Regions from separate parts of the Homo sapiens genome. Here region 2 is linked to region 1. A link is a loop called in an ENCODE intact Hi-C map of the cell type or tissue named here. Cell type or tissue: PC-3. All regions are shown on one strand. Each heading gives the region's core, and the rest is flanking DNA. Links, peaks and the distances in the headings are about the cores only.

The links. Hi-C counts contacts between places; a loop is a spot of excess contacts. Peaks named below come from ENCODE experiments on the same cell type or tissue, not always from the same donor. Only the 100,000 strongest peaks of a DNase experiment are listed, where the experiment ranks them.
Region 2: a loop joins it to region 1, with 4 times the contacts of the local background. A loop is called at or near these places in 1 of 110 quality-filtered maps.

Annotation. Positions count from the first base shown.
Region 1 is chr9:78,611,473-78,626,658 of GRCh38, forward strand. No RefSeq gene overlaps it. Among named protein-coding and RNA genes, the nearest start is that of PSAT1, 320 kb to the left of the region's middle. In PC-3, for the core only: no CTCF peak of the experiment used is centred there; DNase peaks (open chromatin) are centred at 9,129 and 9,509; H3K4me3 peaks cover 815 bases; H3K27ac peaks cover 1,991 bases.
Region 2 is chr9:78,804,832-78,820,017 of GRCh38, forward strand. No RefSeq gene overlaps it. Among named protein-coding and RNA genes, the nearest start is that of PSAT1, 520 kb to the left of the region's middle. In PC-3, for the core only: no CTCF peak of the experiment used is centred there; a DNase peak (open chromatin) is centred at 6,960; H3K27ac peaks cover 645 bases.

The DNA.
Region 1 (15,186 bases), core at 6,496-11,495:
CTTCCCTGTCTAAACAAATAAGTATTACCCATACTTCAAGGCTCAGTTAAAATATTACTCCTTCATGGCCAAGTGTGGTGGCTCACACCTGTAATCCTGGCACTTTCAGAGGCTGAGGCGGGCAGACCACTTGAAGTCAGCAGTTCGAGACCTGACCAACATGTTGACACCCCCTCTCTACTAAAACATTAGCCAACCGTGGAGGTATGTGCCTGTAAAAATTAGCGAAGCGTGGAGGTACGTACTTGGGAGGCTGAGGCAGGAGAATCGCTCGAACCTGCAATCACGGAGGTTGCAGTGAGCCCAGATTGCGCCGCTGCACTCCAGCCTTGGTGACAGAGCAAGACTTTGTCTTAAAAAAAAAAAAATTACACCTTCATAATGAAACATTCCTTGAATTCCTTGATTGACACAGTCTGTAAGCAACATTGTCTTCATCTGAATTCCTATTATGTTCTATCTCCACCACTCTTATGATTCCTAATGATCAAAACCCCGGAATTATAGTAATTTTTGCACATGCTTTCTCTTTAGTGCACTGTGAGCAACTTGAGGGGAGGAAGAATTTTGACCTAATATGTTTATCCTCCCTGACATCCATGGAGTAACTTTTATGAAATAAGTATTCAGTAAGTACCTGTTAAACAAATCCTTTTATATGTGGGTAATTTTAATGCAGATCTGATCTGAAGACATTTGTCATACCTAGTACAGTTTTCTTTTTTTTTTTTTTTTGTCAGGGGAGGCACAATAGTACATGCTTATCTGGTGAGTGAAGGAGGAAAGAGTCACTAAAAATGTTTTTTATATGATTCATTGACGAAGAAGAAACACTGAATTGCCAGTTTTTTATATGATCTGTTTCTTTTAATTATATAGAAACAGCCTTGGTCAAGTAGGCCCTACAGGCTGGAGTCGATGCTGACTATATTGATATGATATGTGGAGTGTGTGAGACAGGATGCTTAGCTCTAATTAATCTGAAACCCAGACTGACTGGCTTAAATAAAAGGGCAAATTTTTAATATACTTTGCAAGAAGTCTGGAGGTGGCGTAGCTCCAGGATCAATTAAATTCCTGTTTCGATGACATCAAAGACCTAGGTTCTTTGCTTTTAGCTTGTTGCCTTTGTTCTCCTGCTAGCTAAAATCTTCATGATTTTTAGTGGTTCTAGTAATCGTACGCAGGCACAATAATATCGAATGGAAAAAGAGGACAGGTATTCCTGTGTTTTTGACAGCAACAAAACCTATCCCAGGAGCCTGGCAGAAGTGTCCTCTTTATTTCTTACTAGCCAGGGTTGAGTCACATGACTATCCCTAAACCACTTCTGAGGAAGGCATTGGGATTACCATGTTGGATTAAGCTTTGAGGACTTAACTCTGATTTTGGAATAGGATCACCCTCATCTCTGGAAGGTGTGTACCACAGTGAAATCAGGATTCTGTTATTATGGGCAAAAATATGTAATGACTTTTGGAAGGCAACATCAGTGTTGGGCATAAAGAGAATACAAATATTCCTTTATCTAGATTGGTGATTATCAACTGTCAGCATGGGGAGGAAGGGACAATTTTGGCCTCCCTACCAACAGGGAGCATTTGCAATGTCTAGAGACATTCTTGGTCACATTTGTGGGGGTGGGAGAGGCTGCTACTGGTTTTGGGTGAGTAGAGACCGGGAATGCATCTTGCAATGCACAGGACAGCCCCCCACCACAACAAAGAGTTATCTTGCCCCAGATGTCAATAGTGCTGAGGTTGAGAATTCCTGACATGGATATAATTGCCCTCCGGGGCTGACACATTGTCAAAAAATCTTACTATTTATTTATAACGTTGATTTGAGACAGTGAGGACCAGTGTTCATATATATTTTACTTTGGAGGACTAATACACCAATAAATTATCATCCATTAAAACAATAGCAAAAATATTTCATCAAATTGCCTTGCCATCCACTTAATAAGACCCTAGGGAAGTGAATGTGACCTATAACAGAGTAGGATTTGACAATGAGACTGAAGTCAAAGAATAAATTCAGGAGACCCAACTATGGCACGTACAATCACTATTTCCTTAATGCAGTAAAAAATGACCAAGGGCCAAGAAAATGGAGAGAAATACTATCTATGCTACTATTTACATAGTAGGCATCACCCAAGGAAAAGTATAGCATATATTATAATAATTTTCCAGATTAGAAAACTGGGTTTCGGTGATGTTAATGAAAAAGCAGTAAGTTCAAGAGAAAAAAAGCTTTTGTTTTCAAATTTTCTAATAAGTGAATCATTTTCTCTTTTTAGACATTTTTTCCATTCCATTCTGAATAAATGAGGAGGCCTTATCACTTAAGAGAAATTGTAAATATACCAGTTCAAATTTTGAGACTGGCAAGTTCTATAAACAGCACTTGTCATGCCTCCTCTCCATCGTTTTACTGACTTGTCTTTGAAATTATAGCTGATTCTGTAGATCAATGTGTCAGACTTCTTGAAGATGATTTTCTTTCGAAGCTGTAGTCATGCATTACTTATATCCTGTATAGCTTCTAGCACAATAAGCTACATATTGTGAATAAAATGGACATTTTACAATTTTTTGGCTGTCCAGCTTCCAATCCCCCTTAGTACCGAGGGAGAATACACTATTACATTGAGAAGCAGAACTCTGCCTCCTCCTAACAAGAAAGCTGAAGTATTCATACTCCCGCTTTTCATTGCGTTGTAGTTACCGGGACAAGAGTCATGTGACTGAAGTATCACCAATGTGATGTTCTCCTTTCAGATTTTGGAAGCCAATGTTTCTAGATAATGTAGTTACAAGATGAAAACTGTATGGGTTCTTAAGTCTGTACTTGGAGAAGAGCTTTCTGGAAGAACTGCATGCCCTAAAGTAGATTGTGTGAAATATCAAGCCAGTAAGATTGAAGGTATTATTTGTTCCTGCAACCTAGCCAAGTCTATCCTGACTAATGCATTGATGAAAAATATTTGTCAATTAATGTGCTTAAAAAATAATTACTCAGTGAAATGGAATAGTGAAGACTAAAGGACAAAAGTTTTGTAGTCCAAGAGTACTACTTGGAACTTCAGTTCTATCACTTACTAATTGTGTGACTTCAGGCATTAGTTCAAAGAAACCTGAAGGTAAGTACTAGGTAATGTTTTTTAATTTTTACTATAAAGAGGGAGGCTATGAGTCCAGAAAAACTTGAGGGAGATAAATCCCATTAAAGCCCTCTCTGCTCCAAGACAACATAATTACCAAGGAAACATCTTATTTTAGTTCTCCAAAATGGTTTCTCTATTTTTCTCTGGAAATTATTCTGTTGTGTTTCACACACAAACTAATCTCTTGCGAATGTGGAAGACACAAGCCTCATTCATGCCTTGATGAGCTGAAACGCCACGCTTCAAGTCTGGCAGCTGGAAGTTACAGTTCTGTAGCTCATAGAATAACCTTGAGTCTTCTTGTCCCCATCCAGCTATCTCCATTCTTTGATGCAGAACCCTCAAACAGTCGCCCAGTTGGTTCAGATTTAAAGCCTTACTGCCTGTTGCCCCCTCATTTTGCATCCTTAAAGCAGCATGATGAAAATTCAGTGTTACGCAACCTGAAACTAGCATTTCACAGACATTATTCTTTTGTGCCAAAGAGCTCACTCTAATATAATGTCCAATCTTCCCACAATTATCACATTTCCTCTCCCTGCTGAACACTCTGAAGCATTTTTGCTAAGTAGTTTCAGAACCGCAGTGGAAACAGTCCTGGTCTCTGGTGGTCAGATTTGCAAATTTATCCCCAATCATTGTAAATCCTGTACCTGTACTTCACATATACAAAAAGCCTACTGTTATGCCAGACAGGCAAGTGGGTTATTCTGAGGTGCCCTCTTTGCCATTAGTCTTACTGCAATGGGACTGTGGTGCGTTGAACTAGAACTCCCAACAGCTCCCAATGCTGCCTGCTGCCTCAATGAATTTTGTATTAGCAGGCAAATGAAACACTCAACCAAGTGAAAGGAATTCATAATGTTGAGGCATCTTAGGATAAGAATGTGCTGTGCATTTTGCAGAAAGGATCGTGGCTATCAATGTTCAATGACTAATCTAGATAAATCGCCACTTTACGACACATGTGGCCTCAAGTCGTTTAAATTAGTGGAGTTCAGCTATAGAACACCAGCTGAACTGGAGCCTACAAATTCATATGCTTCCTACACATGCATAAATGCTAAATGATAAGCTTGGTAATGATTGGGAGCCCCTCATTTCTGAGAGACTGATAAGCCAGTACAGTGTTTCTTTGCTGAGTGTTAATTAGGACAGTGTAATAAAGCTTCAGAAGTAGTCTTCCAAACAAGATAGTTTGAATTAATGTTTATGAAAGCTCTTTATTAATCTGAAAATGCTCTTCAAAGGTAATATGGGAAAAGCTTTTTTACCCTTAATGTGGCATTTTAGTAAATACCACAAATCTTTCCATTTTATACCTATTCTCATTATAACCACAGCCAAAGCCTTAAAAAAAATGTAACAACTTACCCAATATGTCTTCACCATTATTTTCTTCCATGTCTCCCTTAAGCAATGCTTTAGCCCTGGAATTTGTTGGTGAGATTATCACCTTTAGGGGGTCCTTTTCAGTAGACCTATACAGTTTAGGGGTGGAAGGTACTCAGAGATGTTCTTTTCAAACCATCTTATCCTGCAAAATAGAAAACTGAAGCTCTGCTTACTATAAATTGAACTAGCACCACAATTGATGACCAAGAAAGCTCATGCAATATTGGGCTGAATTGGAACATGATTACACAAATGGTGATGGTTTCCCTATATTCTGAACTGCCCAGGTTGCTCTTATAGCATTGTGTTTATTTCTGAGTGCAACTAATTAAGAGGGACATTGGAAGGAAGAGCTGATTCGTGGAAACAGGCCCATGATAGTAAGAGATTTCGAAATCATGCCAAAAAACAGTTGATGGATCTTTGCGCAAAGGAGGACTTGGGAAGAACTTGACAGTTGTCTTTGGATTAAGGAAGGGAGGTCATGTGGAGACTTGGTCAGCAGGAGTTAAAGGAGATAGAGAAGCCTCTGAGCTTACATGCAGTTTGTGTGAATGGGAACATTTATACCTTTGGGTGGAGTAGGTCCATAGAATTAATGAGATTCTCAAAGACTAAAGACCAATGTGCTATACTTTTCCCTGTGTGGCTAAAGAGGGCAGAACAATGACTAATAGCTCTAAGTTGCAAGGAGGCAACATCCGACTATATAAGCAATAACATTTTAAAAATTGGAGTTGTCTTTATATGGACTGGTCTGGCCTGCAGGAGTGGTATTTCTGATCACTTGACATTTCTAAGTCCCAGACTTATCAAGAGTGGTATAGAGAAGATTGATGTGTCAGAGCAGGGTTTGATTAAACTGCTTCTGTGGTTCATACCAATTTTGAGTTTCAGGGATTCTGTAACTCACAGAGATCACATGACCCTTACAAATCATGAACTTACTTTATGGGGTGGATCCAAGCTATCTGTGGTTCTTTCTCTTTGTCTTCCTGTTACTGATTTCTCCTGGCTTAAAATAAGCATATTTAGATCAAAGATCCTCAACAGAAACCATTCAAATACTCAAGTGACTCCCTAGCCACATTTTAGTAAGGAATACTTTTCATTTCGATATTAATATACATCTTATATGAAAACTCTAAATATATGGGGACACCAAGTCAGGAGACCTCATAGGTTGTTGTTCTTCGTGAAGTATAATAAGAACTCTATTTGGCTGAGAGAAAAAAAAACACAATCTGGTCATTGTATAATTTATTGCAAAATTAGAAATTATTAATAAAAACGATTACTTTATTACTACTTATGTATGTAATGTATGTGTTACTTTATATTACATGTAAGTATTCCTGAATATTTACTAGGCCCTAGATGTAGAAACTAGCACTTTACAGGTATACTCTCACAGTCTTTACTATGAATACAGTCTTTACTGTATTCAATTAAGACAGCATTATTGTTAAGCCTATGTTACAAATGAGGAAATTAAAGCCTATAGGAGTCACACAGTGAGTAACTCTTGGGGCTAGGATTTGAACTTAGGTCTCTTTCGTTCCTGAGTCTGTGTCTCAATCGTTTGACTATTCTGCCTTCCCTATTTACTGAGTGGTGAAGTTGGTTAGATGATAAAATTACTACACAGGCACCGTGGTGTGGAACAGTTTCAATTAGGTTGCATGGTGGCTTGGTGGTTGTTGATTTGGCTAGCCTGAGCCACATTTTCCAGAACTCCCTTCCCTGTGTTCAGCCACATAGGGTGGGCCATAAGAGGTAGCCTGTGGGAGATTCAGAGGGTGGAAGGGAAGCAGCAGCCACGTTGCAGCTCCCATGCGGTGGGTACCCCTTCTCTGCTGGCTCACCTCATTAGTGCGAGACAGTGGCTGAGCTTAGATCTGCTCACTGCCCCCTGTATCCTCCTTCAGCTCTTCCAACTCCTGTGCCAAGTGTGTATGTTGATGACAAATGCTGGCCCCACTACCAGCTACTGCAGGACACTCATACTATTAAGGTCAAGGTCAAAGTCAATAAGAACTTTCATGGGCTTTATACCTTGTGGGGTTCCAACCTTTCCTGCTTTCAGGAAATTCTGAAATTTCAGAGTTCTGACTGCTTCTGCTTTCAGGCTTCTAAAGTACTCCCAAGGACAATGGCCTTATAGAGGTGGCTTAACCAGCTCCTACAATTGCACAAGTTAAATCGTGCAACAAACTCATCCCCACTCACACCAGCCTACTTCCATCAGCCAGCCAAGGTTTGATCTTATTCGTAATTTTCACTGCTTTTCTGATTAAATGACCAAAGAATACAAGTACACTGGGGATGACCTTGATTTGTGGATTTAAGCTGGCACAGTTCCTGTCTTCTGTTGTTACAGCCCTGATTTTTTTTTTTTTTTTTTTTTTTCTTTTGAGACGGAGGCTTGAGTGCAGTGGTGTGATCTTGCCATCTCGGCTTACTGCAACCTCTGCTTCCCAGGTTCAAGCGATTCTCCTGTCTCAGCCTCCCGAGTAGCTGGGATTATAGGCACCTGCCACTGCACCTGGCTAATTTTTGTATTTTTAGTGGAGATGGGGTTTCACCATGTTGGCCAGGCTGATTTCAAACTCCTGACCTCAAGCAATCTGCCCACCCCAGCCTCCCAAAGTGCCAGGATTACAAGCATACAGGCTTGAGCCACTGTGCCCAGCCCTACAGTCCTCATTTCTGGTCCGTAGAAACATCCAGGGAAATCTATGAGGCAGTAAATCTGCCTCTTCATATTTAATCCCCAAGAGAAGAGAAACATGGGATATTAACAGAGTGGGAGAACAGTATGGCCAGAAGTGAACACTTTCAACCCACAGGAGGCAGGCTAGAGATGGCAGAGTCAGGCTGCAGGGTTTGAGTGGTTCTTCAGGTTCTTCTTCAACATATATGCTGTGTGATGCCAAGCAAATTACTTAACTTCTCTGGGCCTGTCTCCTCCCCTGCTAAACGGGATAATGTTAATATCTACCTCATAGGGCATGTGAGGATTAAACCTGGTAACATATGTGAAGTGCTTAGAACAATGTAACCTTTATATTCATGTTTATTATTGTTATTATAGGAGAGAGGAGTGGTCTGTAATCTTTTTTTTGTTTTGATTTCTTCTGGCTTCTCAGGGAGTGAAAACCTGAGCTGCAAGTGTGCTCTACAGACTTTCTTCAGGCCTTTTCTGTTCCCTCAATACTCACTCCTCTTCTATTTGACTCTATCTTGCCTCTCTCTCTCTCTCTCTCTTTTTTTTTTCTCATAGTCTTGCTCTGTCGCCCAGGCTGGAGTCCAGTGGTGCAGTCTCAGCTCGCTGCAACCTCTGCCTCCTGGGTTCAAGCGGTTCTCCTTCCTCAGCCTCCTGAGTAGCTGGGATTACAGGCGTGCACCACCATGCCCAGCTAATTTTTAGTAACAGGGTTTCACCATGTTGCCCAGGCTGGTCTCAAACTCCTGACCTCAGGTGATCTACTTGCCTCAGCCTCCCAAAGTGCTGGGATTTCAGGCATGAGCCACTGCGCCCAACCTATCTTGCCTCTCTTTAATTGTTTTTTTGGGGGTCAAGAAAGGGAAACAGGTGAATGGAGAAGTTACGATAGAGTTGCAGGGATAAGAGCCAAGGATGAAACTAAAGAAAAGAGTTTCAATTAACTTCTCTCCTTACAGCAATCTAAGGAGAATAGGGGCTGTGACATACACGGGGAACATGATGGTCTCAGCTGAAAGGGACTTATGCCAGTGTCAGGCCTTCATGATAACCAGGATCTGGGCAGAGTTTGCAGATTCTAACTGTGTGCTATGTGCTCAGACACACTGAAAAGGGGGTTGAATGGGGGTGGAAAGTACTGTTCTTATCCTACAATTGAACCCTTTCAAGTTCCTTTAAAAAATAAGTGGTACCCCCTCCTGCTGCCCGCCCTTACACATTTTAGTGTATTTTTCTCTGGCCTTGTCTGGAACAGCTCACCTTTTCTGGCTGTACAAGATAGGAGAAACCTTTTGACTGCAGCTGCTTGTTTGGGATGATACAGGGCCCGAGCAGACATTTATTCTTTTTCTTTCTTTCTTTTTCTTTTTCCTCTTCTCTTCTCTCTTCTTTTCTTTTCTTAGAAGACAGCCTCTTCCCATCCCTCTGGAGTTACTTCATGCCAAAGTGGCTGCTATTTGGCAACCAGGTGGTCTAGGGTGGTCAAGTTTCAAATGTCATCACGCAAAAGGCAGTTACAAGGACTGAAGTCAAGGATTGAAATGCCAGACCTTAAGTGTCCCTCAAATACATGTTTTCCCAACTAGTGACTTGCCACAGAAATAAACAGCAATTATGCAAAAGTCACCCCCCTCCCTGCAGCTCCAATTTTCTCCTGGTGTTCCAAAGTCATTACATGGAGTACTTTGTGATAAAAAGATGTCTCCGTGTGGCCCACTTAGTATTTCAAAGCATAGAAATGAAAGACAGTGGGGCACACATGCTGCAGAACCACTAAATGACAGAATCATCACTGGCCTAGTTTTTGAGTCACTGTGACAGACACAAGGGGATTGCTTTTAAAGTCGCTGATGACACATCAGGAAAAGGGAAGAAGATGTCTCTGCTTTAGAAAAGAGACTTAAAGAATCTTACTTTCTGACTGGAAATGCGTTTTGAATTGAGACTATTTTTTAGATGGTGCATAGAAAATGAAAGGCAAATGACAGGGTACTTACCTGAAGACCCCGATAGAGACACCTTATCCAACAGCCGGTGAGTGTACCAGCAGAGAGAATGGGGCACACATTTTGAGATTTAGGGTGCTGGGGATGGCATCAGTTACTGCAGAGGAAATTTCACCACTGAGCAATGAGCCAAAGCAAACATTACTATGTGACTATTATAGGCTGCTGTAATTCAGTCCTCGCCATGAACAGCAAATGAGTCAAGCTAACTAATGCAGAGGGTTGGACTCGTTTTCTTTTGAGGAGTCCTGGGAGAATTTCCATAGTGTCTTTTTGTTCATGCAACCCAGTTCTTTTCTTGCTTGTATGGTTACTCATCCATCTCTGGATCTGGAAGGATCAGTAAATGAGAGGATGAACTCTCAGAAAGCACACGGTCAGCTTTTGATGATTCCGAGAGGGAAGAGTGAAGGTCTCACAGTCCTCTGTATTTAATATTTGGCTCTTGGGGAAAGCTGGTAGCTCAAGTTGTATAAAACTTGCACAGAACTCCTAAATGAAAGGGGGTAAAAAAGCTCACCATAATTCATTCTTTCACTGAAGCAAGCAAATCAACAAACAAATCTGTATTATATGCCCTCATTGAGTCATTGTGTTGGTAAGGATCTCTAGGGTAATCCCCTTTTAGAATTGTTGCTATGTCTCTCCTGGGCGCCGTGGCTCATGCCTGTAATCCCAGCACTTTGGGAGGCCAAGGCAGGTGGATCATGAGGTCAGAAGATGGAGACCAGCCTGGCTAACATGGTGAAACCCCATCTCTACTAAACATACAAAAAAATTAGCCGGGCATGGTGGCGGGTGCCTGTAGTTCCAGCTACTCAGGAGGCTGAGGCAGGAGAATGGCATGAACCCAGGAGGCGGAGCTTATAGTGAGCGGAGATCGCGCCACTGGACTCCAGCCTGGGTGACAGAGCAAGTCTCCGTGTCCACACACACACACACACACACACACACACACACACACACAAAATTGTTGCTATGTCTCAAAATCTTTTTCAAGACTATCTATTACGTTACTTGAAATCTGCAGACCTTGAAGTGTAAAAAGTAGCTGATTAAATGTAGCAGTTTGAATTTTGATGCAATATGGACTTGGCAGCTTTAGAAAATAAAAATACCGGGCTCCCCATAAAATTTGAATTTCAGATAAACAGTGAATTTTTTTTAGAATAAATATGTCTCAAGTATTGCATGGGCCATATGTCTATGTAAAATCCATTGTTCAACTAAATACTTACACTAAAAATATTTGTTTTTTTAAAAATTCAATTTTAATTGAAATAAAATTCAATTTTATTCAAAATAAAATTCAATTTTATTCAAAATAAAATTCAATTTTAACTGGGAGTCCAGTATTTTATCTGGCAAATATAGTGCCATACGAACTTTAAATTGTAAGAGTGTAATTGGCTCTTAGGTAAATATTTTAAGGGAGTGGATGGATGTGTGTGTGTGGGGAACATTCACTTCTGCCTGGGCAACCTTGCTTCAAAATACCAGGCCCTTCTCCTTAAGAGGAAGAATAACTCTCTGTTGTCCTGGTAACAGAGCAGTCTGTGGTCAACCCTCCAGGGCAGCCTGAGGCCTGGGGTGCTGCTGTCCTCCCAAGGAGATCTGCTGGTGAGGAGCTGTTTTCCACCAGGCTCTGTGGAGATCTGCAGACTGAAACAAGGCCTCCATCCTACCAGTATGCAGCAAGTTCTGTTGGGAGCACCGAGAACTTAGAATATGTCACTCCCCTTTTTTTCCCACTGATACTAGAGAAAAAGAGAGCTGCCTTGGGACTTGCTGTTGCATATACTCATGGTCTGTGTTTTCTATGTATGGCCAGCCAACCACTCCAACCTGAAAATTTATCTTTAACTGGTTGTATGCAGACATTCAAGTGTAGTGGAAAGATGGCAGTACAGTAGTGAAGTGCGAAGTTGGGCCACAAAAATGTTTGATAATGATTTCTATTGGCTTTGGGGACACTATTTTGTGGGCCCCTGAATAAATTCAGTTGTTTTAGAATACAATTTTGGAAAAAAACATATTTTTGTAGGTCTTAAAGTGAGAAAAAGAAGCTGGAATGTTTTTGACTGTCCAATATTTGCTTCTTCATTGATTCATCTTAATAGTTTTCTGATCATCTGCTGTGAACTAACCATGGTCCTGGGCATTCAATGATGAATATGACAAGGTTTCTGCCTGGAGTTGGCTTCTAAAAAGTGGTTGAAAGCCTGACAGAAAATACATATAAATAGTTGAAGATAATACAATATGACAAGTGCTATGAGATAGGTACATTTGGATTGTTTTGGAGGGGCTGCTAACAGACTGGGTGGCAAGGAGAGAATGAGAAGGTTTCTTAGAGGAGGTGATGGCTGAGCTCTGGAGACAGATTTGTATAGATGAAACATTGCAGGAAGTGTATCTCAGGGCAGCTTATTTGAAGGCCTTGGGGGAGGACTCATTGTGTTAGGGTGCTGGTGGTAGTCTAAAGGTGTATTATAGTATGTGGTGAAGGGTAGGGTACAGAAAAAATGGCTCTGGCAAAATATGAAAGGGACCAGATCACCAGGGGCTCCTTGTAATAAGGAAGACTCTAGGGTGGTTTTGTTTTGTTTTGTTTTGTTTTGTTTGTTGAGACGAAGTCTCACTCTGTTGCCCAGGCTGGAGTGCAATAGCACGATCTCGGCTCGCTGCAACCTCCACTTCCTGGGTTCGAACGATTCTCTGGCCTCAGCCTCCTGAGTAGCTGGGATTACAGGTGCGCGTCATCATGCCCAGCTAATTTTTGTATTTTTAGTAGAAATGGGGTTTTACCGTGTTGGTCAGGCTGGTCTCGAACTCCTGACCTCAGATGACCTGCCCGCCTCAGCCTCCCAAAGTGCTGGGATTACAGGCGTGAGCCACTGTGCCCGCCCTGACTCTGGGTTTTAACCTGAGAGTAGTGACAAGCCAGGAAAGTCTCCCAGTCATGGAAACACCATAACCAGATATGCATTTAAAAATCAGTCTGGCTGCAGACTGGAGAAGAAAGGGAAGGGAGGCAAGACCTGAGTCAGGGAACCAGTTTTGGAGACAGTTTCTTTCATCTGAAATCGTTATCAGGGTGGTCAGAACAAGGTGTTAGAATTGAGGAGAGAGAAGCAGGGGGCCTTAGTTTTGAGGATTTAGAATCAATTGGCCTTTAAGTGGCAGTGAGTTTATTTTTATTTTTTTGAGGCAGAGAGTTACTCTATCATCCAGACTGGAGTGCAGTGGCATGATGTTACCTCACTGCAGCCTCGGCCTTCTGGGCTCAAGTGATTCTTCCATCTCAGCCTCCTAAGTAGCTGGGACTACAAGCACACACCACCATGCCCCACTAATTTTTCTGTGTTTGTAGAGACAGGGATTCACCATGTTGCCCAGGCTGGTATCAAACTCCTAAGTTCAAGCGAATTACCCACCTTGCCCTCCCAAAGTGCTGAGATTACAGACATGAGCCACCGTGACTGGCTGACAGTGAGGTTTTGAAGTGTGGAATAGAAGGAGGTGTTAGAGGCTTGGGCAACCGGGAGATGAGAGTGCTGATCCCAGAGATGGAAGAAAGGGCAGGCTGGGACTCTGCTGAGAAGTGAAGAAGGCAAGATGTCATCACATTGCTTCAGAACTGCCTCATGGTAAGTTGCTATGGTAAGTTCCATGCTAATTCCTCATGGAATTGAGGTAACTACCTCAATTCAATATGTCCAACAACATTTTGGGGACCATTTAATGTGGACCAGATGCTGGTGATTTGAAAATGATATTAGGGCTTTTCCCTGCATGATGGGAGCTCATGGTCTTCTGAGGGAGAAGGACACACACATAACATATGGTGTGGTATAGGCACTTGTATGAATTAGAGTGGTTTTTCATTGCTTGTAACAGAAAACTGAACTACAATTGACTTAAACAATAATGGTCTTTTAAAAAATTTTTATATAATATGTCTATCTAGCTTGATTGAGTTAATGTTGGATTTAGGATCAAGGATATCCTTCAGGATTCTTTCTCATGATTGTCTTCCATAATATCAATGTCATTAAAAAAACTGACTTCTCATGTTTGCAAGAAGGTTTATCCTTCTTTTTCCTTTGCTAAGAGCTTTCTTATGAACAGGGAAGTTTCTTTCTCCAAAGTGAGCAGCAAACTTTCTCCTGCTGCATGTTTGGCTTGATTTGGGGACTGTGTCCACCTCTGAATTGGCCTCATACCCCCAACAATGTAGGACGCATGAGGGTGTGTGGATGTCTAAATAAAAATTTGGAAAGTTACCAAGAGAAAGGAAAATGCTTGTTGGAGAAGGAGGCACAGATTTATTTTTTATTTTTTTTATTTTTGGAGACAGAATGTCCTTCTGTTGCCCAGGCTGGAGTGCAGTGGCACCATCTCGGCTCACTGCAACCCCTGCCTCCCAGGTTCAAGTGATTCTTCTGTCTCAGCCTCCTGAGTAGCTGGGACTACAGGCACCCGCCACCATGCCCGGCTAATTTTTTTTTTGTATTTTTAATAGAGACAGGGTTTCACCATATTGGCCAGGCTGATGTCAAACTGCTGACCTCGTGATCCGCCCGCCTTGGCCTCCCAAAGTGCTGGGATTACAGGTGTGAGCTATTGCGCCCAGCTGGGAGGCACAGATTCTAAGAGCACTTCTCTCTCTTGCTATGTACAAGGTGCTGAGGGACCATGGAGCAGGGAATGACTGATTTAAGATGTGATTTCTAGCTGCACATCCAGACTTACTTGTATGGGATTTGTGACATTTTCTTCATGATAGTAGAAGTACTCTGGTGTGTTCCTTATTTCTTACCATATAAGGTTTAATTTTTCTTAGCAAAGCACTCAAGTTTCTTCAGATCCTAACACAGACTAAAAATTTCAGCTTCATCTCCCACCGTCTCTACATACACACCCAGCCATATCACTACCTATCGGCTTGCATTAATTGTGCACTCCAAGTGAGGAGGGGTAAACTCATCCTGAGCAAAGAAAGTTTCTCCCCAAAACTAATTGTGGGTGTCTTGAACCGTATTTCCACTTACCTTATGGGACATTTCTAGATTCTGTAGTCACATAGTGGGGTTTATGGCTACAATCAGTGAAAGGGACCTTGATCTCTCCAACTCTGTAATCTTTGTATGTGTCTGAGACCTTAGGAAATGAAGGTTGATAGAAGAAAGAACTTCATGTGTAACTAGCTAAGCTGTTAAATGGAAGAAACCAGACACCTCCTAGCAATGGTCACTCGTTGGTTTTAGAAAATCAATGTATAATTCTGAGAAACCTATACTACACAAGATACTTAACAAAGAAAATGAGTGTTCCAATGACCATCTGTGTATATACTAAATGAGGAGAGCTAGACATTGGAAGGGCAGTTCTCTAATGTATGGTGTCAGTGGGTCCGGGGATTGAGGTGTAGAGGGTGGTGGTGCAGTGGCCATAAATGAGCATTGTGCTTGCTTCAGAGTCTCTCTTAGAAGCTGGTGTCTTCATTCCCTTGGGGCTAATCATCTCTGGGAAACTGAGGCAGCATATTGCATTTGGTTGTTATTCCCCTGAGCTTTGTCCTTCAGACCTTGCTGGACATTTGCTGGCCTTAAGCTTGATGCTTTCTTGTAAGCTCTTCTGGCTTGCTGTCAACCTGTCCAGCTCTGTGAATCCATTTTGGGTCTCTCTCTCTTCCCGTCTCTGTCCTTGGCCATAGGTTCTTCCTGAAGTCTTTTCTTCGTTTGTTCCACTCTGAAAAGACATCCTGGTTTCTCTCTAACTCTGGCTCTTCTTGCAGGTCACCTATCCTTCTCCCACCTTACTCCTCAGAACTCTTTTAGCCAACATCATATGTGTCTTGTTTTATTTTTTTTCTTCCCACTGTC
Region 2 (15,186 bases), core at 3,981-8,980, 190 kb after region 1:
GTGAGGTTGGCAGAATGGGCTGATGATGTTACTGATGGAAGGATGGAGGACGCCAACACGAAGAATATGAGTTCCGATTGAAAGTATAATAGGGAAAGGGCTCAACTGTCTACCACCAGCAAGATCTGAAGCAGATGCTCTGTCAGAGAGGGGCAGTCTCCTTGGTCTCCAGCCTCCAGCCAACTTCTTTGCTCCCTCAGGGGTATCAACTCAGCAGGCCTGGTCTTTGTGTCTTTTAGAAACATTTCTTACATCTCAGCCAGAGTATGAAACAAAACATATTGATGTTTCTACAGTAACTTTGAATTACCTAATGAAGGGGAGGAAATGTATCAGTTAAACAAATTGGGGTTACTTTATGTTCATTTTTCAATTCAATGATTTGCTCTAATTATAAACCCTTCTTTTAAGGTAAATTAGAAATTTGGCATTGGTCATTTGCCTCACAATAGTAAATAATGATCACTGTTTTTTTCTTGTGTGTGTTTTTCAGCACATGTTACAATTTTATCCTTTGTAATTATTATGGACTCATGGTCTTTCACTGACAACCAGTACCAACCAACCCCTGAAATGCAGCTACTTGTGAAAGTATTCTCACTTTCTAGCAAGGTTTCCCAGGCTTGTTTTGATTTTTCCCATTTCGAAGCTATTTGCCATGGAACTTTGGTTCCTTTTAGTGGGGGATAGTTAGAGACCAAAATCTGGGTGCTAGGGTCTACATTACATTATTTTACATGGACACTGCGTCACAGCACAGTGACTTAGGGGCTACCAGCCACTCAATTCACAGAGGCAAACAATTATATTTTTAAATAAAAATTTATTTTTTGTATTTGCAATTTATTTACAGTTATTTTTGTTGCTCTAATTTGAGAGTTTATTATTTTTACCTATTCTTTGTTTTATTTTTCCCCTTTCCACTAATGTTGATGTTATATATACATAATGGCATTATGAATATACAGCATTATTCTAAATTAAAGGTTGAATTACAGTGTCAAATGACAGAGAGGAGGCTGGGCAGAGAAGACCTTAGATGTCTACTAAAAATATCTTCTTTGCAATGCTATTGTGATGAATAGACAGAACATATGTAAAGCTCCAGACCACAGTGTTGACAGAATACCTGCTAATTGTTGACATTATTGCCAGAAATAATTTTAGCAATAGAGCACTTTGTTCATTTTTTTTATTTTATGGTTTTGGGATGCGAGACAATGGAACATAGCTTGGAGGATTTTTAAATAACAGCTCAATTGCGATATGATTCACATGCCACAGATTTCACCCATTTAAGGTGTGTAATTCAATGAATTTTAGTATATTCACAGAGTTGTACAACTAACACCAAAATAGATTTTAGAATATTTTTTATCACCCTACCAAAAAAAGAAAATCTACCTATTAGCATTCACTTCCCATTTCCCCCAACCACCTCAGCCCAAGACAACCATTAATCTCCTCTATATCTCAATATATTTGCCTATTCTGGACATTCTCTATAAATGGAATCATTCACTCTATGATTGTATGACTGGCTTCTTTCATTTAGCATAATGTTTTTAAGGGTCAGCCATATTGTAGTATGTATCAGTAGTCCATTCTTTTTTATGGTTGAATGATATTTCACTGTATGGATGTAACACAATTTGTTTAACCGTTCATCAGTTGACAGACATTTGGGTTGTTTCTACTGTTGTGTATTATGAATAATGCTACTATGAACATTCATGTACAAATGTTTGTGGAGACATATGTTTTCATTTCTCTAGTATACACTTAGGAGGGGAATAGCTAAGTCATGTGGTTATTCTACTTTTAGCCTTTTGAGGAACTGCCAGACTTTTTAAACAGCGCTGCACTGTTTTACATTCAGCCTAAAGGATTTTACCGTGCTACAGTCATTTATTTTGTTAGATTTGGACACTGTCATTTTTGTTACTCTTAATTTCAAAGGGCTGATGTGTATGATTGTATCACAAGTGTATGAAAGGAATACAACTATCTAGAAGCATTTTGCTGAAGAGTCACACCTGGTAGATTCAGACCAAACTGCAGTGCATAGAAGATGAAGCAGGAGTAAGAAGGAAAGGGTTTTCCAGTTGGCTGGGGCTGATGAATCCTGTTACAATCTAAAGGTCAGAGAAGGTCAAGCATGGCCCCTGGGACTTAGTGGCTAAGACTGGGAAAAATGAAACCAGTGTATAGATGTAAATAGAGAAAGAAATCTGAGGGACGTGGACAAAAAAGAGCAAATTAGCAATTTTATAAGGCATGATTTTTAAATTAATAAAAAGGAAACCCAATTAAGGGCCAGAAGTATAGCTGATATAGGAAAGTAGCTTTGGTACAGTGGAAAGCATTCCAGATTTGGGGCAGAAGCCGTGGACTCTGTTCGTTCCTTTAGTGCGTATCAACAACATGACCTTGGGAAAGTCACTTGACCCCATCTGTGCTCATTTACTATTTTGTGCACATCTCTATCATAGCCCTTATTACATCATATCGTTGTGAGCTATTGCAGTTTTGCAACTTGCCACTCACCTTAGTGGAATTTTGCTATGAAAGGACAAGATTTAATCCAGATCTTTCCTCAGTAACTTCTGTGTGTTTATCCTTTTCTTCTTTATGCTCTAGTGGAGCAGAGATTGGTTTTCCCCTGCCTTGAAGTTAATTTGAGTCACTCCTCAGCATTGAAGAGTAGTCTCTTCCCATAGTTAGCATGGCACCAGGTTCCCATCTGGGGGCGTTGTATTTCATGTTTCATCAGGCATCCCATAGTGCAGTTATCTCGGCACAGGCGTAAATAAGATCTACCTCTGCCTGAACTGGCCTAGAGAGTTGCAGATGATGCCAGCCTTCTACTGGAGATACAGGAAATGCTTCATGATGTTATGAGCCTTGAGGATAATAGCTTTGACCTACTAAATTCAGACTTTGAGCTTCCATGGGGATGACTTCAGTGTAGATAAGATGAATGGAAGAGAAAATATTCAGCAACCATTTTGATGACCTTCAAACTCTTGAACCTAATTGCCAGCCAGCTTTCCAGTAAGAATGCTGAGCCGTAGTAGTTCAGCATCCTTTCAGGTTATATGGTCCCATTTGATAAGCCCCTCCCCATTTATTTTCTCCCTTTTTATCCTTGAAAAGAAATTGTTCCCAAGGATGACTCCAGTTGATTATCCAGGGATGTCGGACATGATTAATACCCTACCTTACATCGTACATCATCTTTTTTTTCCCTTTGGGGCCCAGAGAGCAATGTCCTTCTCTGCTCCTTGCTGCCACAACAAATAAGTTCCCCTGTATTATATTTACAGAAAGACATATTTCCTGATGTCTGTGCCCTGCACAGCTTAGCAGATTGGATGACAGTAGTTAGGACGGTCATAAATCCAATGCTGGCATGGTGTGTCTGGGGTGCTGCCAGGGGTCAGACTCATGGAACTACCATAAATGGCTGCCCGGAAAAATGACAACCAGAAATAGTATGAACCTTCTTTTTGCCCCTCCCACTCCAATTGCAACAGATAACAGAAGGGAATCCAGAATGTCTGAGCATCACTGAACAGGGAGCTGTCATTTACAGCCTGGTGCTGTAAGGTAGAAAAGGACACATCTGGGTAAAGCAACAGAAGACCCTGGGCTCCAGAACTGCTTTTACCTCTTTCAGGCTTACATTGAGTAAACAAGGAAACTCTTTAAGCTTCTATTTCTTTGTCTGTAAATAGGGGTTAGTAGTACCTAGCTTGCCGTTAGTGAGAAGGATTAAATCCCATATTATACATGGAAGTACTTTGTAACCTGCCAAGTACTGTGGAAATACAAGGAGTTCGTGTCTTCTGCTATGTGCTGGACATGTTGGTACTGCTTCCTTCTTGGTCTCCATTTCAAAGTGTGTCTGCACGTTCACATCACTGTTCCTGCTGACTCCCACCCTCTCTCTGCTGCTTTTCCTTGGCCCCCAGTGGGGCATGATCCCTGACTCTGGACAGACTTCTCATCCTAGTGTTTACTTCTGTGTATGTCCTGAGTGCTGGCTATCTTCTGTGTTCTTGGCCAACATTTTATGTTTCCTCATTATGGCTCACATCCCTGATTCTCTTTTGTCTGATATCTATAGATCCACCTGAAAAGACATTTCAAGACCCTTGTCAAGTAAGTCTAAATGGGTTTCACAATACAGTTAATCTTTAATCCAACAGAAATTAGATTTTGTATTTGATATAGGTTGGGAAACAAGGTTTTGGTCTGCCAGATGGGGTTCTATATGTTTCAAGTAAGGATTCTTGGATTGGAAGGGACCTACAGTAATTAAAACTCAATAATAGCCTGAAGCTAAACTAGCCAAGCAAAACACTGAATTTGGAAATGGGTCAGAAAGGAAAGAGAGTGAAGAAGCAAAAGGCTTTTTTTTTTTTCTTGAGATGGAGTCTTGCTCTTTTGCCCAGGCTGGAGTGCAGTGGTGCAATCTCGGCTCACTGCAACCTCCACCTCCCGGGTTCAAGCAGTTCTCTGCCTCAGCCTCCTGGGTAGCTGGGACTACAGGCGCCTGCCACCACACGGCTAATTTTTTATATTTTTAGCAGAGATGGGAGTTTCACCATCTTGGCCAGGCTGATATTGAACTCCTGACCTCGTGATCCACCTGCCTTGGCCTCCCAAAGTGCTGGGATTACAGGCATGAGCCACCATGCCAGGCCAAAAGCCTTTTAAAGGCTTTATTTTGGGGGTAGGTGGGTGGGTGGTGTGATTATGGTTAATTTTAATTTTGATATAATAATAGAGCAATGTAATGAACAAAATGTATGAACAAAAACAGCTATTAGAGAAATTTAAAAAAATATCAGAACTTTCAGGTAAACAGAAGGGAATATGGTAGGGGTGAATAGAAATTTGAGTGTGGAGGCTAAAGCAACTCCATCTTGGATGCTAATTCACCATGTTCACTTCTGATTAACTGCAGCTCTAGGAATGCCTCTAAGTTCTCTATTTTATCTGCTGTTCTTTTTTTTTAGAGCATGTACCTACTGTAAATCCTGCCCTTGGGTCAAAACAACATGAACTGTAAATTCTGTCCTTAGGTAGATTCACATTGCATTCTTGCCTTTCTCTGAGGGGTTGACTTCAGCTGTCCTACAAATTCCTTCCATATGGTTTATGAGCCTTGGGTCTGGGGAATCATAGCATGGGGACCCCACCATCTTGTCTCCCCATCGCCTGAGACACAGCTATGGCTTCTCTTTGTAAGTGCCTATTAAATGTTTCTTCCTAAGAAGCTGGATTTGTCAGTTTCTTTCTTCGGCCTCTCAGCTTCCTCAGCCTTTGGGAGTAGATTTGCATAGAGCTGCCCATTGCGGAACACTAAGCCAGGAAATAAAGAGAACTAGAAACCAAACAAATAGTAAAGGCAAAATAAGATGGCAGGTGGACTTCTGGGCAATTATTGAAGTAGCGATTACACACCTGATTTCAACAGAGGAAAAAAGAGTAAAATAAAATTAGACTTTATAGTTACACTCATGACAACTCCAGGCACAGCTCAGCTCATCCTTAGTGTAGCTTTGCAACAGGCCCACCCCAACTCCAAAGAACCTAGAGCAAGAGTATAAATGGAGATCTAAATACTCAAAAGTCCTACATCAAACTCACAAGTTGATAAAATATTCTTCTATCCTTCTGTCTTTCTTGTTTCTTGACACAAATACTTTTATAATATCCTAGAAGACCAGCTTCAAAAGTAGAATTCTTGGACTTCTGTGCCAGAATATGGCTATGTAAGGAGAACAGCCCCCATACCTTGCTAACTCCTGTTCACTTCCCACTCTGCTTTGTCCTGCTCTGCAAGGGGCTTTGCGTACACATGTGTGGATACTCCAGCCTGCATGTTCAAGCTCTCTCTACATCCCCAGAAAACAACTATTTCCTCTTTATATCTTGGGCCTAAGGTGTGCCTATTGGCATGGTCTGTACTTAGAAAGATCGTTGAGGGAAGGTTTGGAGCAGTTGGAAGGTGTTTGGGCAGGAGACTCCCTCTGTTAGATCAAAAGGGGCTCAGTTAGTTTCTGCTAGTGTGGAGATAAATCATATTATGGCTAGGGGCCATGATGGTAGGAGCAGTCATAGTAATTCTTGCTCCAGTAAGAGTAAGTAATCCCAGGGCTCCGGATGCTGAGTTCATGGTCTTGAATGGGGGCAGGGCAGAGGCTCTGGGTGGGCATGAGCCCTTTGCCTTGCAGACTTCTCCCTTGTGTAGGCACCAGCCATTGGAGGCGTAGAGTGGGCCCTTGAATGTGTGTGTCCCAGGACAGCAGCCTTGGCCATGCTCTAAGTGTAGTACTGCAAATGAAAGACTTAAAACCTTCTCTTTTCATTTTATTAGAACCCAGGAAAGATTTAAAGGGTGTTCTGGTCTCCTTCTCCACCCCGCAGGCAAGGAGGGCTAAAGTCCCATATGTGGACATACGAGACTAAATTCAGCTGGCTTTTCTGTTTTTGCTTTCCTCATTGGTGGAATGGGAGTAGTTACCTAAGGACATTTAAAAAAAGATAAATGTTGAGTTACAGAAATCTGAATTCATGTACGCTGAGCTGATGAATGTAAGGGAATAACACTAACCCCTTTTCTCCATTCCCAGCAAGTTGATCTCCAGGACTCCCTTTCTTTGGGCCTGTGAATTCCACAGGACTCCTAGAGGGAAACCCAGTTGCTCTTTAGAGCCAGTATGCTAGCGCTGCCGATCACGTTCTTCCTCCAGTGACTTGAATACTGAGGGCTTATTTTCCCCCAGTGCGCTTTCAATCTCTATGTGTTTTTCCCCTAAGGTGGCCCCAGCTGGCCAGGTGGCTTTGCACTGGGGTTGTAGGGGCACGACCAGAACAGCTTCCGGCTTCTCCTAAGTACAAGGGAGAGGGCGGTCAGGGCTCCCGAAACAAGCTGAGATGTGTGACTCAGGCCCTAGTAATCATCTCTTCTTAATGGCAGAGAAAAGCATATCTCCTTCTTGCCAGGAAGGAGGAAAATCACAGATGTGAAAGTGATGAGAGGTGAAAATGATTGGATTCATCTGAAAGGATAAGCCAAGTTTTCCTCCCTTTCTTATTTGATCCTCCCGAGTTTATTCCTTCCCTGCAAATAAGCACCTTGAGGCAATTAAAAATGCTGAGCTCTCCAGTGTGATCACACTGACTCAGTTTTTATAGGAGGAAATTAGTTCGGAGACTAACAGTCAACAGCCTGTCCTTCGACATGGCCCGGGGAATATGTACAAGCTTCACAAACATGTAGAGCCCTTCTGCCTTTGAGTGAAAGGCTTTGTCCATTGTCTTTGTTTCTTGAAAATGCCAAAAGTAATTGGGACCACAACACGATTCACTGTGGAGTCAAATTCACCACTTTCACTGGAAGTGAAAATACAAATGACTGCATTCCCAAGTGTTAACATTTTCTCCTTCTGAGGATTACATTTAGGTAGCATCTTTCAAATAACTGTGTATTTTCCGCAAATTACTAAAACAGAAGGCAAACCAAAGCAAATCAACAGCCACCAAGAGGGGACGATTTTCCCCTCAGCTCTTTGCCGAATTGCAGCCCAAGAGTGATTTTTATAGCCCAGTTATAAATGTCTGGAATCAGGAGGTTTTGATGGAAATGTGGGCCGACCTTTAGCAGTATCGATGCTTGCGAGGGCTGTTACGATAAAAATTCCTCCTTCTCCCTCCACCCTGACTCCCCAAGCTCTTTAATTCTTGTAAATAATGTGCTGAGCTCTCACTGAAGCTAGTCAGTGAAGCAGCCACAGGGATATGATTAAGGAATAAAATTCCTGTTCTGGGTCCTGTTGCGGGTTTGATATCTGACCACTCAAATGGGAGAAGAAAACCTTTTAGTGGCACAATTATCTCTGACCAGCAGTGAAATGGTTAATTGCCTCTTCTTCCTCCCCACTCCCTGGTTGGGGATAACTGAGGAAGGGCCATAGTTCTACCTGGCTCTAAGCCTGTGAAGTCCCTTGGCAAACTGTCTTGATGAGGTAAATAGCAGCACCCTTTGGCCCCAGTGATTTTTTTTCACTTGACATTATCAATGATGAGAGATGCTCAGTGATGACAAAATACTCAGTTAGCACCAGGTTGCGATGCAGACTCAGAAATTTTGTATCTTAATCAACAATTCGATTGCTACACATTAAGCAGAGATATTCACATTACCTATGAGGGATATAATTCTAACCTCCCCTGCATGAAACCAAGGTCTCTTCCTTTGGAGAGCTCATAAAAATTTGAGGCTTTTGTCGTTGCTTTCAATCAGATTGCTCTCGGATCATAGTCCCCACACATTTGTCACCCTGCCTCCCACCCAATAAAGCATATGCTTCAATCTGTTACCTTCTTTGCACATCAAAGCCACAAAAAAAGTTCAAATAATACAGTTTGGCACATTTTTTACTTTGTCACTTACCATCGAGATTTTGTACATAGAAAAAAAAATTGATAAATGCCCTTGAAAACATGAGAATGTGTAGATTTTCTGTCTTGACAAATTCTTCCCCCCTTCCCACTTAGTCTCACAAATCAGGCAGTCTCTGTATTCTATAAAATGTAAAGTTTAGTTGGATGACTTTTCATAAACTTCATTTTTAACACATTTCTTCTCTTGTATTTCTATAATATATGCAAAATGCCAAGCTCCTCAAAAGAACTTTACAGGTCATTTTCCTGCCATAATAGTCGAATCAGCAGCAAATGCACTTCATGGTTTAAATGCAGTGACAGAAGTAGTCTGACAGCAGAAATACGTACTGGATAGTAACTTCCACAAAAGCCTTGAGATTTTCACATGAGTAGAGATTATAGCTTTGGAAATCGCTTTTTCTTTTCTTTCTTTCTTTTTTTTTTTAAAGATCGGTCCTGTGTAAATATGGACAAAGAACGTTTATTGGCTCTGTACTACCAAGTGTCCTTGACCTAGTGACATTATTGATTTCCCACCATTGTCTTTATATGTATTGGTCCAAGAGGACAGAACCATAATAGTTGCCTACTTCAACAATTAATTTTGATCTCTATGTAATGAGCCTCATAGAAGCCCTTGAAAGAATAACTTTTAGGTCAGTGTGTGAGCATGCACGCGTGCGCGCGCGCGCGCGCACACACACACACACACACGTGCACACACACGGGAACATGATGCCTCTTATTTTTTCAAACCAGAAATTAGGTCACCTGGTCTGCTAAAAGATTTTTGCACTGATCTGTGAATCTCTTGGATATGAAAAGAGTGGCACAATAAAACAAAATTATTTGGGGTTATTAATGTAATGTTACCTTTATTGTAAAGAATAAAATTAAATGAAATTGCAGTGGTTGTACAAAATTGGAGATGCTTATTTACTCATTGGTGGTGAAATAAAACTACCCCCTCTGTCTAAATATAAAAAGTGCTTTGGTCACTGGAGCTCATGCTGTGTTCTCAGTAAGCTGAGCAATTCTTTTTAGTAGGAATATGGCTAGATACCCCAGAACCCAGAATTTCAGGACTCAGAGATAATGTTGCGAATAACAGGCTTTTTCCCATTTATTGCTGCCTTTGCTTCTGTGTCTTTGAAATATACATATATCAGAACCCCTACCAGTGGAGGGCACGGTACATATGAATTTTTTTTGAAGGAAACACTTTGAATTGAAAACTTCCATGTTTTGTTTTTTTAAATAAATTACCAAACTATAAAAACTACAAAATTTTCATATATATGTACATGTATTCAAACATAAAGATGTTACTGGATGAGTATAAAGATTTCCACTATTCAATCTCATTGCACTAGCCTGGTAGATTTGGGCTAAGAAAACTTTGTTTACTAAGCCTCTATTTTATTGACCTTGGCATTGTTATGTGTTGTTTTTAACTGCCATTATATAATATGCAAAGCATAAATAGTAAGTGTCCACTTCATGCCTGTTTCATTTCAGGGAATAACTGAAGATTAATTACTGTCTGTATTTTGTGTTAGATTAAAGCAACATACCAACAAAAGTGCATTTTCTAGTGTGTAATTTTCTTATTGTAATTAATGTGGTTTGGTTGTTTCGGTATGCTTAATGGTGGTGTTTGAATCAGCAAACATTCTCCTGACAGGTACAAATAATTTAATAAGTATCTGTGGAATTTTATTACTCAAAGCATTCAAAATGAGGGATCAATTGCGCTTTTGGGTTTTGAAACTTCCACCAATGTGGCTTTAATTTTTCTTTCTGTTCCACGTATGTGCTCTCTCTTTCTTTTTCATCTTCAATAACTGGAAAAATATTGAAAAGTTTAGAGAATAATGTAACAAGTACTCTACATCAGTTAGTATGGCTGTGTAACATACCAGCTCAATGTTTAGTTGCTTAAGACATTAATCATTTATTATTTCTCATGACTGCAGGGCTGCATGGGAAGTTCTGTTGATCGGGGCTGGGCTTGCTCATGCATCTGTGGTCAGCTGGTAGTTCTGTGTGACAAGGGGCAAGAGTTGGCTGGTTTGTGATGGCTGCAGCTTTAATGATTCAGCTATGCTCCACATGGTCTCTCATCCTCCAATAAACCAGTTCAGGGTTGTTCTCATGGTGAAGGCAGGGGTCTGAGAAAGAGACAGCAGGAGTGTACGTGACTCTTGAAACCTTGTCCCAGAAATGCCACATCACTGGACTCTCTGCTTTTTATCACCCCAAACAAGTCAGTAATCCAGCCTTGTTCAAGGAGTGCAGAAATAGACACCATATCTTGATGGGTATTGTATCAACTATGAAGTGGTATTGTAGAAGGTGTGGACATAGAGAGGCCTTTAATTAAGGCTAATATTGCAATTAACCTGCACAAACAATATTCCTGATCTCATGGGATTGATACTTATTAACATTTTATCATATTATTCTCAAGTAAAATAGTAATAAAATATTAAAGATCGACCTGGACTTTTTTGGTAGGCCCTATTCATCTTCCCCACTGGGCAATCACAATCATGAATTTGGTGTGTGTTCAGGACATTTTAAAAATACTTTTGTACGTGTGGTGCACACACACAAGCACCACCCCCCGCCCCACCCCCCCCACCCCCCCACCCCCCCCCCCACACACACTGGTGGTTTTAAAATAGGTCTGCAAATTATTTGACATTTCTCTTATTAAGAGGTAGTGCTTGGCCAGGCACAGTGGCTCACTTCTGTAATCCCAGCACTTTGGAAGTCTGAGGCAGGTGGATCACTTGAGGTCAGGAGTTCGAGACCAGTCTGGCCAACATAGCGAAATCCCATCTCTACTAAAAATACAGATTTAGGCGGGCATGGCAGTAAGCACCTGTAGTCCCAGCTACTCAGGAGGCTGAGGCAGGAGAATTGCTTGAACCTGGGAGGTGGAGGTTGCAGTGAGCCAACATCATGCTACTGCATTCCAGCCTGGGCAACAGAGCGAGACTCTGTCTCAAAAAAAAAAAAAAAAAAAAAAAAAAGAAGAAGAAGAAGAAAAAGGCATTGCTAATAGCCCTTAAACTTGAATATAGGCTGACCTTAGTAACTGACTGCTAACAATTAAAGTACAGTGGAAAGAACACTGCATGACTTCTAAGCCTAGATCATCACAGGGGATAGAGTGTGTTCCTGGCATTCTCCCTGTGAGGATGCACAGCTTGGGAGCTCAGAGCTGACACATGAGGAGTCCAGCTGAAGCCACAATGCTGAAGAACTTACCTGGAGGCACCATATCTGGATAGAGAGATGCCCAAGGATCCCAGCCTTTCTAGTCCCCAGGTGTCAGGCCGATAAGTGATCCAGGCTTCAGATGACTTCAGCCTCTAGCCTTTGAGCCACATCAGCTGATGCTGAGTGGAGCAGAATGAGATTTCCCCATCAAACCTGTCCAACTGGCAATTTGTGAGCTATATTTGTCAGCTCAGGCGGCCATAACAAAATACCATAGATCGGGTGGTTTAAACAACAGAAATTTATTTTCTCACAGTTTTGGAAGTTGGAAGTCTGAGAGCCGGGTGCCAGCATGATTGGCTATTGGTGAGGGCTCTCTTCCTGGTTTGCAGACAGCTTCATCTCTCCGTGTCCTCACATGGCAAGAGGACAGAGTGAACTCTCTGGTGTTTCCTCTCATAAGGAGACTAGTCCTATCACATCAGGGCTCCACCTTCTGACTTCTTTTAAACTTAATTACTTTCTTATTTCAAATACAGTCACATTGGGGATTAGGGCTTCAACATATAAGGGGACTTAATTTAGTCCATAGAATGAAGAAAATAAATACTATTATTGGAAGTTACCTAAGTTTTGGGGTGGTTTGTTCTGCACCAAAAATATGGGGAATCATGATACGCTACTGTTTATATGATCATATTACTGTTTTTTTAATATATAAATGATATTGGATTTACTATTCTATAATTTCCTTGTTGACTCAACATGCTCCTGAGATATATCTATTTTGCTATATGTAGATATAAAGTATTAATTTTTTATTTTTGAGATGGAGTCTCACTCTGCTTCCCAGGCTGGAGTGCAGTGGCACCATCTCAGCTCACCACAACTCCCGTCTTCTGGGTTCAAGGGATTCTCCTGCCTCAGCCTCCCGAGTAGCTGGGATTACAGGCATGCACCACCATGCCCGGCTAATTTTTGTATTTTTAGCAGAGGTAGAGTTTCTCCCTGTTGGCCAGGCTGGTCTCAAACTCCTGACTTCAAGTGATCCTCCCGCCTCAGCCTCCCAAAGTGCTGGGATTACAGGCGTGAGCCACCATGCCTGGCCACAGTATTAATTTTCATTGATACATGTTAGTCAAGTATGTAACAGTGTTGTTTTATGTGTAAATTCCCCTAATCATGAGCTTTTGGGTTGTTTTTAGTTTTGTTCCAATTACAAATATTAACACAATAAATATGCTTTATGTTTTCTTCTTATGGGCAAGCATGGACTTCTTTTCAAGTGTCTTCACTGGATCATAGGCTGTGCCTACTTCTTTTTTAAGGATATGCATACTTTTAATTTTGCTTAGGTGGCCAAATTGTTCCTCAAATTCCACCATTACCCCCTTTTTAATCATCCCACTAGCATTGTGCAGACTCCAGAATTTCTCTGTTCTCACAGCAGTTGAGAGTTATAAATATTTGAATTGTTTAAAAACTGATAGATTAGTATTGGGTTATTTTAATTTCTATTACTCTTATAGATTAAACGGCTGGGAGTCTTAAAAACATTTTCTTGGCTATTGGGATATACTTTTCTCTACTGAGAATATTTATTCTTTGTCTATGATTCTATTAGGTTTTTTTTTTGTTCCTATTTATTTTTAGGAGCTCTTTATGTATTCTAAGCATTAACATTTTCCTGTTATATATATTGTGAAATTATCTCCCAATATTTTCCTTGTCTTTTTCCTTGGTTTAGATGCCCTTAGAATTTCCATAATTTGATTAATCATGTATAATTATACACGTATATATGCATATACATGTGTATACATATACATACATATATATGTACGTACATATATACGTATGTATATATGTACGTACATATATATGTACGTACGTATATATGTATGTATATATGTACGTACATATATATGTATGTATATATGTACACTTCTTTCCTCTAATGCCCATTTTTAAAATCTTATTTCTTCTTAAATTTCATCTACGGCCTTCAAATTTCTTGCAGATACCAACTAATGAATTGTTTAATTGGTGATAATGGTAAATTAGTACCAATGGCCTGGTAAATCCGACATAATGTGCAGACCTAAAGGATACTTCAGAACAAGATGACTTTTAATTTCATGCCACCTCAAGTATACAAATATGTGTATATTGCACCTTACACACATATATATAAAAGATTTTATTTTATGAATCATGGATTTTGGGTTCTCTTTGAGAAACCCTTCTCTACTCTGACATCATAAAGATATTCTTGGCCTTGGTCTTTAATGGGAAGAATAGTACAGTATTTCTGATATTTTTTAAACTACAGTTTCAATGAATTTATAATTTCTACTTATTAATAAAACATGTAAGATTGTAAATTTTACATATTTTCTGAGACTGATTAGCTAGGGACAGTGTAGATTTTTACAACATGTAGATAAGTAACTACAAAAAGAAGCTGAAGCTTCTAAAACTGGATAGTATTTACAGGAATTGTGTCACTTTGACAGAATGGCTCAATCAGTGCAAAAGTTTTTATCTTAATGGTAATACTTGAGGTGGCATGAAATTAAAAGTTAACTTGTTCTGAAGTATCCTTTAGGTCTGCACATTATGTTGGATTTACCAGGCCATTGGTACTAATTTACCATTATCACCAATTAAACAGTTTATTAGTTGGTATCTGCAAGAAACTTGAAGGTGGTAGATGAAATTTAAGAAGAAATAAGATTTTAAAAATGGGCATTAGAGGAAAGAAGTGTCAATTGGAAACTTGTAGAGAAAGAATATATTCCTTTATCTTCACCCATGAGATTTATTTACCCTTCATCTAAGATGTTGATGGCACATACATTTCATAGACGCTTACGTTATAGGTTAATGTAACCATGTGTGTTGTAGAAAGCATGTACACAGGATGCCTTTATGTAATTTGATCATGCAAATGCAATATAGCTATCATACTACCTGTCTTTCCCCTGCATTTTAATGGAGACTAATAAATGGATCCTTCACATCCACGGAGAGGAAGGATAGCAAAAAAAGTAATCTTACCCCATTTTTTTTTTCCTTTTTATCTGCTGTGGTTGCCATGCCTTATGTCAGAGCACATTGCTTTAGGCCATGGCTACGATGACCCTGGGGCGAGATGGGTGAGAAGGAGATACACTCTCCAGGCTGTGGCTTCATCTTGTCTTAGGAAAGTCTGATACAGCTGATGGCAGGCATACTGTTCTCCTGTCAGCGCTTTTCAGCATTTATAGATGCCTCAGGGCCCTGAGCTGTGTGCGTGCGTGTCTATCACAAAACATGAAGTTTCTTCTGGGGTTGCCATTGTGGTGCTGTGAAAGGCACAGCAGAATGAAATGCAGAGACCCAGTCTTTATTCCCATTTTGCCACTAACTAGCTTTGCATCTTTTAGAAAAATGATCACACTTTGCAAATATCTCTCTTTCAAAGAAATTGTTTGTGTCACGTCATAATTGCCTATG